3 separate regions of the Homo sapiens genome follow, and regions 2 and 3 are each linked to region 1. Evidence: chromatin loops called from intact Hi-C (ENCODE). Cell type or tissue: PC-3. All regions are shown on one strand.

Evidence for each region. A loop is a pair of places that touch in the nucleus more often than their neighbours do. Peaks named below come from ENCODE experiments on the same cell type or tissue, not always from the same donor. Only the 100,000 strongest peaks of a DNase experiment are listed, where the experiment ranks them.
Region 2: it touches region 1 in a loop (5-fold over the local background); 8 of 110 quality-filtered maps call a loop at or near these places.
Region 3: it touches region 1 in a loop (5-fold over the local background); 18 of 110 quality-filtered maps call a loop at or near these places.

The regions. Positions count from the first base shown.
Region 1 is chr2:135,003,062-135,005,561 of GRCh38, reverse strand. It overlaps MAP3K19 (mitogen-activated protein kinase kinase kinase 19), which reads left to right. Exons shown (of 13, transcript NM_025052.5): 6 at 31-127. Among named protein-coding and RNA genes, the nearest start is that of MAP3K19, 43 kb to the left of the region's middle. In PC-3, CTCF peaks have their summits at 945 and 1,144 (motif pointing left); a DNase peak (open chromatin) is centred at 1,111.
Region 2 is chr2:135,124,388-135,126,887 of GRCh38, reverse strand. It overlaps RAB3GAP1 (RAB3 GTPase activating protein catalytic subunit 1), which reads right to left. Exons shown (of 24, transcript NM_012233.3): 10 at 639-707; 11 at 232-305. Among named protein-coding and RNA genes, the nearest start is that of SNORA40B, 11 kb to the left of the region's middle. In PC-3, no CTCF peak of the experiment used is centred here; a DNase peak (open chromatin) is centred at 1,217.
Region 3 is chr2:135,163,107-135,165,606 of GRCh38, reverse strand. It overlaps RAB3GAP1 (RAB3 GTPase activating protein catalytic subunit 1), which reads right to left. Exons shown (of 24, transcript NM_012233.3): 23 at 911-1,013. Among named protein-coding and RNA genes, the nearest start is that of SNORA40B, 28 kb to the right of the region's middle. In PC-3, no CTCF peak of the experiment used is centred here; a DNase peak (open chromatin) is centred at 946; H3K4me3 peaks cover 351 bases; H3K27ac peaks cover 2,429 bases.

The sequences.
Region 1 (2,500 bases):
AACTGAGTTTTGAATTTTATGATATTGCAGGAGTTCGACCAAGATGGTGACTGCAGTCATTCCACACTGGTTAATGAAGAAGAAGATCCCAGTGGTGGTAGACAGGACTGGCAACCCAGGACAGAAGGTACTGGGCTTTACTCCTTGATGTGTTTACAAAGATAACATTATCATATGGGCTTCTCTCCAATTTCAGAAGGGCTTATTGTAGAAGTTTGAACAACATACACTGGAGCCTATCAGAGGGTAGAGGGAGTGGAGGAGGGAGAGGATCAGGAAAAATAATTAATGGGTACTAGGCTTAATACCTGGGTGATAAAATAATTTGTACAACAAACCCCATGATACATGTTTACCTATGGAACAAACCTGCACTTGTACCCCTGAGCTTAACTCTTGCAATAAAAGTTAAAAAAATTATAATAAATAAGTTTGAAAACACAGAAAAAGCCCAAAGGAGAAGAAAAACCACTCACAATACTACCTTTTGGTCCATATCTGAATCAGTGGGTCTAGGCAGCTTGACTGGCCAGAATAGGCAAATGCTCTCTGGCTCTTTTATTCCACCTCACTCCAGCTCAGCCGACCCATTCCCTGTCCATTTCTTTTTGTCTGATAACATCCTTTCCCCAATTTCTTCCTCTCAGAATCTTCCAGCGGCTTCAGTGATCGGTTCCCTTCCGGAACCACACGTGTCTCCATGAGCCGTTGTCCCTGAGGGGAAGGTGGGGGAGTGTACGAGACCTGAAAGTCCCCAAGTCTCGGTCTTTTATTTACAAGGCCATAAGTCTGGAATCTTCCAGAACACCACCCATTTCAAACATGTTATCCTGTCACACCGTAAGTGCCCTTGCACTTAACAGACCACAAGGTATTTGCAGATTCTCGCCTCAGAGCATAGTTGCCACGGCTATCCCATTTGTCTGTCATCTATTCATCCATAACCTTCTTAAAGTAAATGTTTATTTGAACTGCTGCAATTTCTCCCGGGCAATCTTCTGGCTTCTATTTCTAGCACTCCAGGGAAGCCGCCCTCTTTGATGCCCGTGTTTCTCATCCCTTCGCACCTCTCAGAAGGCTGCAGCTCTCCCGAGTAGCGTCTCCTCCGGGAGGTGGTGCGATGCTGCCCTCTCCTGGGCAGCCGCCTGCCTTTCTCACGCCCACTGGGAATCTTCCCTCCCCAGGCTGAGGGCCGAGAGTAATTTAGTAACCATTAAAATTATGAAAACCATTAAGCCTGAAAGAGCTAACAGAAAGAAAATAAACCCCGAAACCCTTCAGAACGGTCCTTGCAGTCCTCCTTCGACTTTCATAGACTTCAAAGCCAAGCTCTTAGAAGCCTAATGGTGTCCCAAGCACCTTCCAGGAGGTTAAATATTTCATTTATTCTGCTCCATATGGAGATAACTCACCATTTGGGATGTTAGTCATTCTTTTAAACTTGATTTGCAATATTTTCAGTTTTCATATGGGAGCCATAATACTTATGAGGCATCTCCACTAAGTTATTTCAGTTTTAAGCTTTTAACAACTTGAGTTACACATTTGGAAGAAGCAATTCTCTTCCTGATAAAATTGCATCTCACAGTTGATAGAGACTTCAGTTGAGCTAGCTACTCTTTCTAATCAGAAATTCTGAAATAAAAGTGTTTTAGATATTATTGTCCATTATATTCATTTTAAATATCGGTTTAAATCTCTTTAAATGGACCGGGCACTGTGGCTCACGCCTGTAATCCCAGCACTTTGGGAGGCCAAGGTGGGCGGATCACCTGAGGTCAGGAGTTCAAGACCAGCCTGGACAACATGGTGAAACCCCGTCTCTACTAAAAATACAAAATTAGCCGGGTGTGGTGGTGCGCACCTGTAATCCCAGCTACTCGGGAGGCTGAGGCAGAAGAATCGTTTGAACCCGGGAGGCGGAGGTTGCAGTGAGCTGAGATTGTACCATTGCACTCCAACCTGGGTGACAGAGTGAGGCTCCGTCTCAAAACAAACAAACAAACAAACAAACAAACACTATTTTCTCAGAACATAACAGACACAAATCTTATAGACTAGAAATTGAGCCTACAAATTTACTGTTTTCATGAGTGAACAAGAGAGCCTATTCCCTAAAACTAATGGGCTTAAAAATATTTTAATTCAGTATAAATTCATCAGGATTTGTAGTTGCAGGTATACAAGAACCTACTCTTGGTTGGGTTAAAAAGGAAGGGAATTTTGAAAGATATTAGGAAGTTCATATACCATTGAAAAACCAGAGGAGAGGAACTTTCTTAGTCCACTCATGCTGCCAAAACAAAATACCATAGACTGGGGGGCTTAAATAGCAGACATTTATTTTCTCACAGTTCTTAAGAATGGGAAGTCCAAGATCAAGATTCTAGCAGGGATGGGTTTCTGGTGAGGGCTCTCTTCCTGGTTGCAGATGGCTGGTCTGTCCCCACGTGGTCTTTCCTCTGTGCACACAGAGGCAGAGCACAAGTGAGTGAGCTCT
Region 2 (2,500 bases), 120 kb before region 1:
AATAAAAAAAAGTAAATAAAAGCATCAGAAACATAAAGCTGAGATAATGAGAAAATAATGGAGAATTTGCTGGCACTATTCAAAAAAGGATTCACTGCTATTGGCAATGATTTTTTTCCTACATGGTGTTAACTGAAGAGGTGACAAAGTATAAAGAATGTATGCAGTGTCTCCGATTTGGAAGTTAGGCAGATCAGCAGTATTTCAGGAAAGGAGCATAATATACCTTACCTAGCAAACACTGAGGATTCTCAGCTTTTCGAACTCTAACAGACCAATGTGGAGCTTGAATAGGATCCAAATCACTAAAATGCAAACCAATAAATATAAAATCCTAATTATGACAATCTGCAAGATTCATGAACTTATTAAAATGCAGTCTAATGAAAACATAGAAGGACAAGCAATCCATTTAGCCTCCCTTAAACTTACTCTTATCCAGATACATGGAGCCATTTGGATAAGTTTTTAAAAAATAACATCATAAGAAATCAAAGTCCTTAGACAATAAAACACAAAAGGGAACACTAAAATCAAAACAAAATAATAAAAAATGCATATAAAAATTACTAGCAATTTGAGAGTTATTCTACTGAAGTTTTTTAATCTCAGTGTACTACTACTCTTAACATACTTACGAATAAACATCATTATCCACAATGATCCCTTCGGTCAGATGAGGCCATGTAGTAGCTAAATGGAGTTCACTAAAAAACATAAAATATACCCAAAAGCTTTAATACTGACTCAGCAATTATATTTAATACTTCTAGAAAACTATACCAAGGAAATAAAAGTATGTTACAGTGGCATTATTTATAATACAACATACTGGAAACAACTTATTTAGCAAATGGTAGCACATCCTTATGAAGTTAATGTTTTGCAAACATTCATCTCATTATACATAATAGCCAAAAAGCATAAATAACCCACCAACTAATGAATGGATAAACAAAATGTGGCATATCCATACAATGGTATATTTACAGCCATAAAAAGCACAGAAGTACATTAGTTCCTCCTTATCCACAGCTTCACTTTCTGCAGCTTCAGTTACCCTAAATCAACTGCAGTCTGAAAATATTAAGTGAAAAATTCCAGAAAAAAAATCCATAAATTTAAAGTTGCATGTTGTTCTGAGTAGCATGATGAAATCTTGTGCCATCCCACCCCATTAGGTGAATCATCCCTTTGTCTAGTGTACCTACACTGTCTATGCTACCTGCCCTGTTAGTCACTTAGTAACTGTCTTGGTGATCAGAGTGATCACAAGAAGAGTGTGCATAGTACAATGAGATATATTGAGAGAGACAGATCACATTCACATAACTTTCATTAAGGTATATTGTTATAGCTGTTCTATGTTATTATTAGTTATTATTGTCAATCTCTTACTATGCCTCATTTACATTTATTTATTTATTTTGTATTACATCACCTGGAAATCTTACTGTGCCAAATTTATAAATTAAATTTTACTACTTATCTGTATGCACAGGAAAAATATTTAGTGTGTGGTACTATCCATGTTTTCAGTCATCCACTGGGGATCTTGCAACATACCAGCTGTGGATAAGGGGGTACTACTGTACTGATTCATGCTACAACATGGACAAACCTTGAAAACATGCTAATTAAAATAAGTCAGACACAAAGAAAGCCACATGTTATATGATTCCATTTATAAGAAATGTCCAGAATAGGTAAATCCAAAGAGACAGAAAGTATATCAGTGTTTGCCTAGAGCCGGAGGGCTGAGAAGACTAAGGGGAAATGATGGCTAAGAGGTGAAGAATTTCTTTTTAAGGTTATGAAAATGTTCTGGAATTAGATGATTATGATGGTTGCACAGCTCTGTAAATATTAAAATACCATTGAATTGTACACTTTTAAATAGTGAATTTTATGGCAGGTAAATTATATCTCAAGTTTGAAAAATGTTATAAATCAGGAGTTGGCAAACATTTTCTATAAAGAGCCAGAGAGTAAATATTTTAGGTTTTGTGAACCATGCACAGTCTCTATTTTATTTTTTTTCTTTCATAACCTTTAAAAATGTAAACACCATCCTGACTTCACTGGCCATACAAAAATAGGCTAATGGCCAGATTTGGCAAAGGACACAGTTTGCTGAGTTATAGATGAATATCAAATCTCAGAAAGTTTTCATGTAAAATTATAAAATAAATAAAGCAAGTGTAGGTCTTTCTTTCTTTTTTTGAGACGGAGTCTTGCTCTGTTGCCCAGGTTGGAGTGCAATGGCGTGATCTTAGCTCACTGCAACCTCTGCCTGCCGGGTTCAAGTGATTCTTGTGCCTTAACCTCTTGAGTAGCTGGGATTACAGGTGTGCGCAACCACACCCAGTTAATTTTGACATTCTTTAGTAGAGATGGGGTTTCGCCACGTTGGTCAGGCTGTTCTCGAACTCCTGACCTCAGGGGCTGCCCACCGCAGCCTCCCAGAGCGCTAGGATTACAGGCATGAGCCTGTGCCCAG
Region 3 (2,500 bases), 160 kb before region 1:
GATTTTAGCTCTTGCTAAGAATTCCTATCAGTGTATTTGGCTATGAATTTGAATATATTAACTAGTTGTACTCCAGACCAACTCTACAGGGATTATCCAGTTGTTATTCCACGTGTAGACACATAGAAATTCTTTTTCTTATTTGTTTCTGAAAATTACACTCTCAAAACTGGGTCATTCTAGTGTAATCACAGTGCCATATAAGGGGAAGCGTGTAATTAGTGCACATAACGCCTTTATCAGAATCCCTAATATTAATGAGCCCTGAACTGAGAATTATCTGTAGGATGCCAGAGCCCTTAGCCAGTAACCAAGATACAATATAATTTTAAAATCTTTACTTTCACTACTAGAGGTAATGGTTATGATAATTTTTCAAACTGGGCTTTCTTTCTGTGCTGAAATCTGTTTCCACAGCCCTAAAAATCTGAAGTTTTCCTCTTCTTTTCTAGGAAACCTCAAAGGTAGATCTCCTCACCATTACAAGAACAATTATATTTATAATTCAAGCTGAGTTGTGACTCCACTTTGCCCTACATGGGGTTTAAAGATGGTAAAACTGAACTCCATTCTCATTTGAAAGTACCTGTGAGTAAACATTTTTTCCCACAGCACAGCACTGGCCATTGCTAACTGACTCCCTGCCAGCTTCTATAACAATGGATTTTGGACTCTTCTAATTTTTAAAATTTAGGTCCTAGAATATACTTATCATTTTAATTCAACATGTAAGAAATCAAATGGATTTCGAAGACTCAGAAGTCATTGTTTCTTCAGTGTTCAAACCCAATGCCCAGACTTACACTCAGGTGACATGAGTGTGATCAGCCACGTGTGGGAACTAAAACAGCCTCTTCCCAAGTAGAGGTTTGGAGAGATTATGATGGAGTCAATAATGACTCTCACATACCCTCTGGGCATTCACAAACAGCTTGTGAATGATCCTGCCAGCATGTCCTCTTCCTGCACCGGTGACTAACACTTCAGGCTGCTCCAGCAGGCAACTCACAAACCTAGGAGACAGAGACAGGCAATGAAAGGGTGGAAAGTGAGCTGTCCAGGCCACTGGGCGTCCATCCTCCCACAGGAGTTTTGTGGACAAATCCTCAAGCTGATACTGGCTAAACCCAACAAGGTTGGAGTGAAATTTTACAGCAAGATAAGATTGACATTTGGAATTATTATCGACTTAACTGACAATCTTCCTGCTTTTTCACCTGTGCTCATAAAAAATGTTTAAAGCCTATCTCTGTCAAAGTGTAAGAAAAAATATTCAGTCTATTTTTTTCAGACTAGAAGCTTAGAAAATGCTACAGTTAATAAAAGATGAAAAAAAAATTGTATAATATAAACCAAGTTATATTTATCCAATAAAAGCAATGATCCATATTTGTTTTTGTTTTTTTTAAGGGGTATGTGTCTGTGTGTGCACGCACACGTGCACATATGCTTAAAATACTTGTGTTGGGCAAAGTCGCAATTGTAAACTGTGCCATTAGATGCTGGAAACACTGAACTTCCAAGTATGTCACAGATAACGTATGGTGGAACTAACAGAGTTGAAGGCACAAAGCCACCAAACCTGCACCACCTGCTCACTAATTCATACTCTACTATTTTAGAAACGAGTCCCTTGATTAGAGCTTATTCTTCTCATTTAAAAGGAAGACATTTTCAAGAGCAAAGCAGTGTGGGAGAAAACTTCACCTAACAAAAGACATAAAATTCAAACACAAACTTGTTAAAAGACAGCAAATGCCTTGCCATACAATATTAATTATTTAGCATCAATAATGCCATTTATTATGGAAAGGCTAATGAAAATTTTTAAATGATGACAAATTTAAGCCACTGAACAAGCTAATTTGTGAACACTTTATCACACATTAAAACAATATTGTCCTTCCAAATAACATGGGCAAAAAATGAACAGGGCCTCACACTGATCTAAGCTCCATTGGTAATGGTGCCGAGTCTCATAAAGAGAATGCCCCAATCATTTGCTTCATCTGAGAAAAGCCATCTGGTCAATCTTTCAAAACATAATCGCAAGGCACATAGGATGTGCACCTTTGCTATCACAAATCTTGTTTAAAATAAACAACTAGGAACAGTAAGCAGAAATGGTTTCAGCACCTGCACCCTGTGGTCAAGGAATAGTAACAGCTGAAAACAAAGTTTTGGGGCAGGGTGAGCAACACAGTTAACAGCTCCTCCACAAGAAATTCCAGACACCACATCTCCAAGAGCAAACCAAGGAATCCCTAGAAAAGGAGGCTCTGGGAGACTGTTTCTAAAAGTGGGAAGAATGGAAACACCTGGTAGAGACTCAGAAATACGGGAGAGGTCAAATGCTATGATAATTATTTCTGTCTCTAGACAATGCTTGTTTCAAATAATATATGATTACCACAAAAGAGTCTTAATATCCTATTACAATTTTTCTTAAGAGAGTGGTGGCTTTTCCTACTGCAGACAAAACTGAATTAGCCAAATAGCA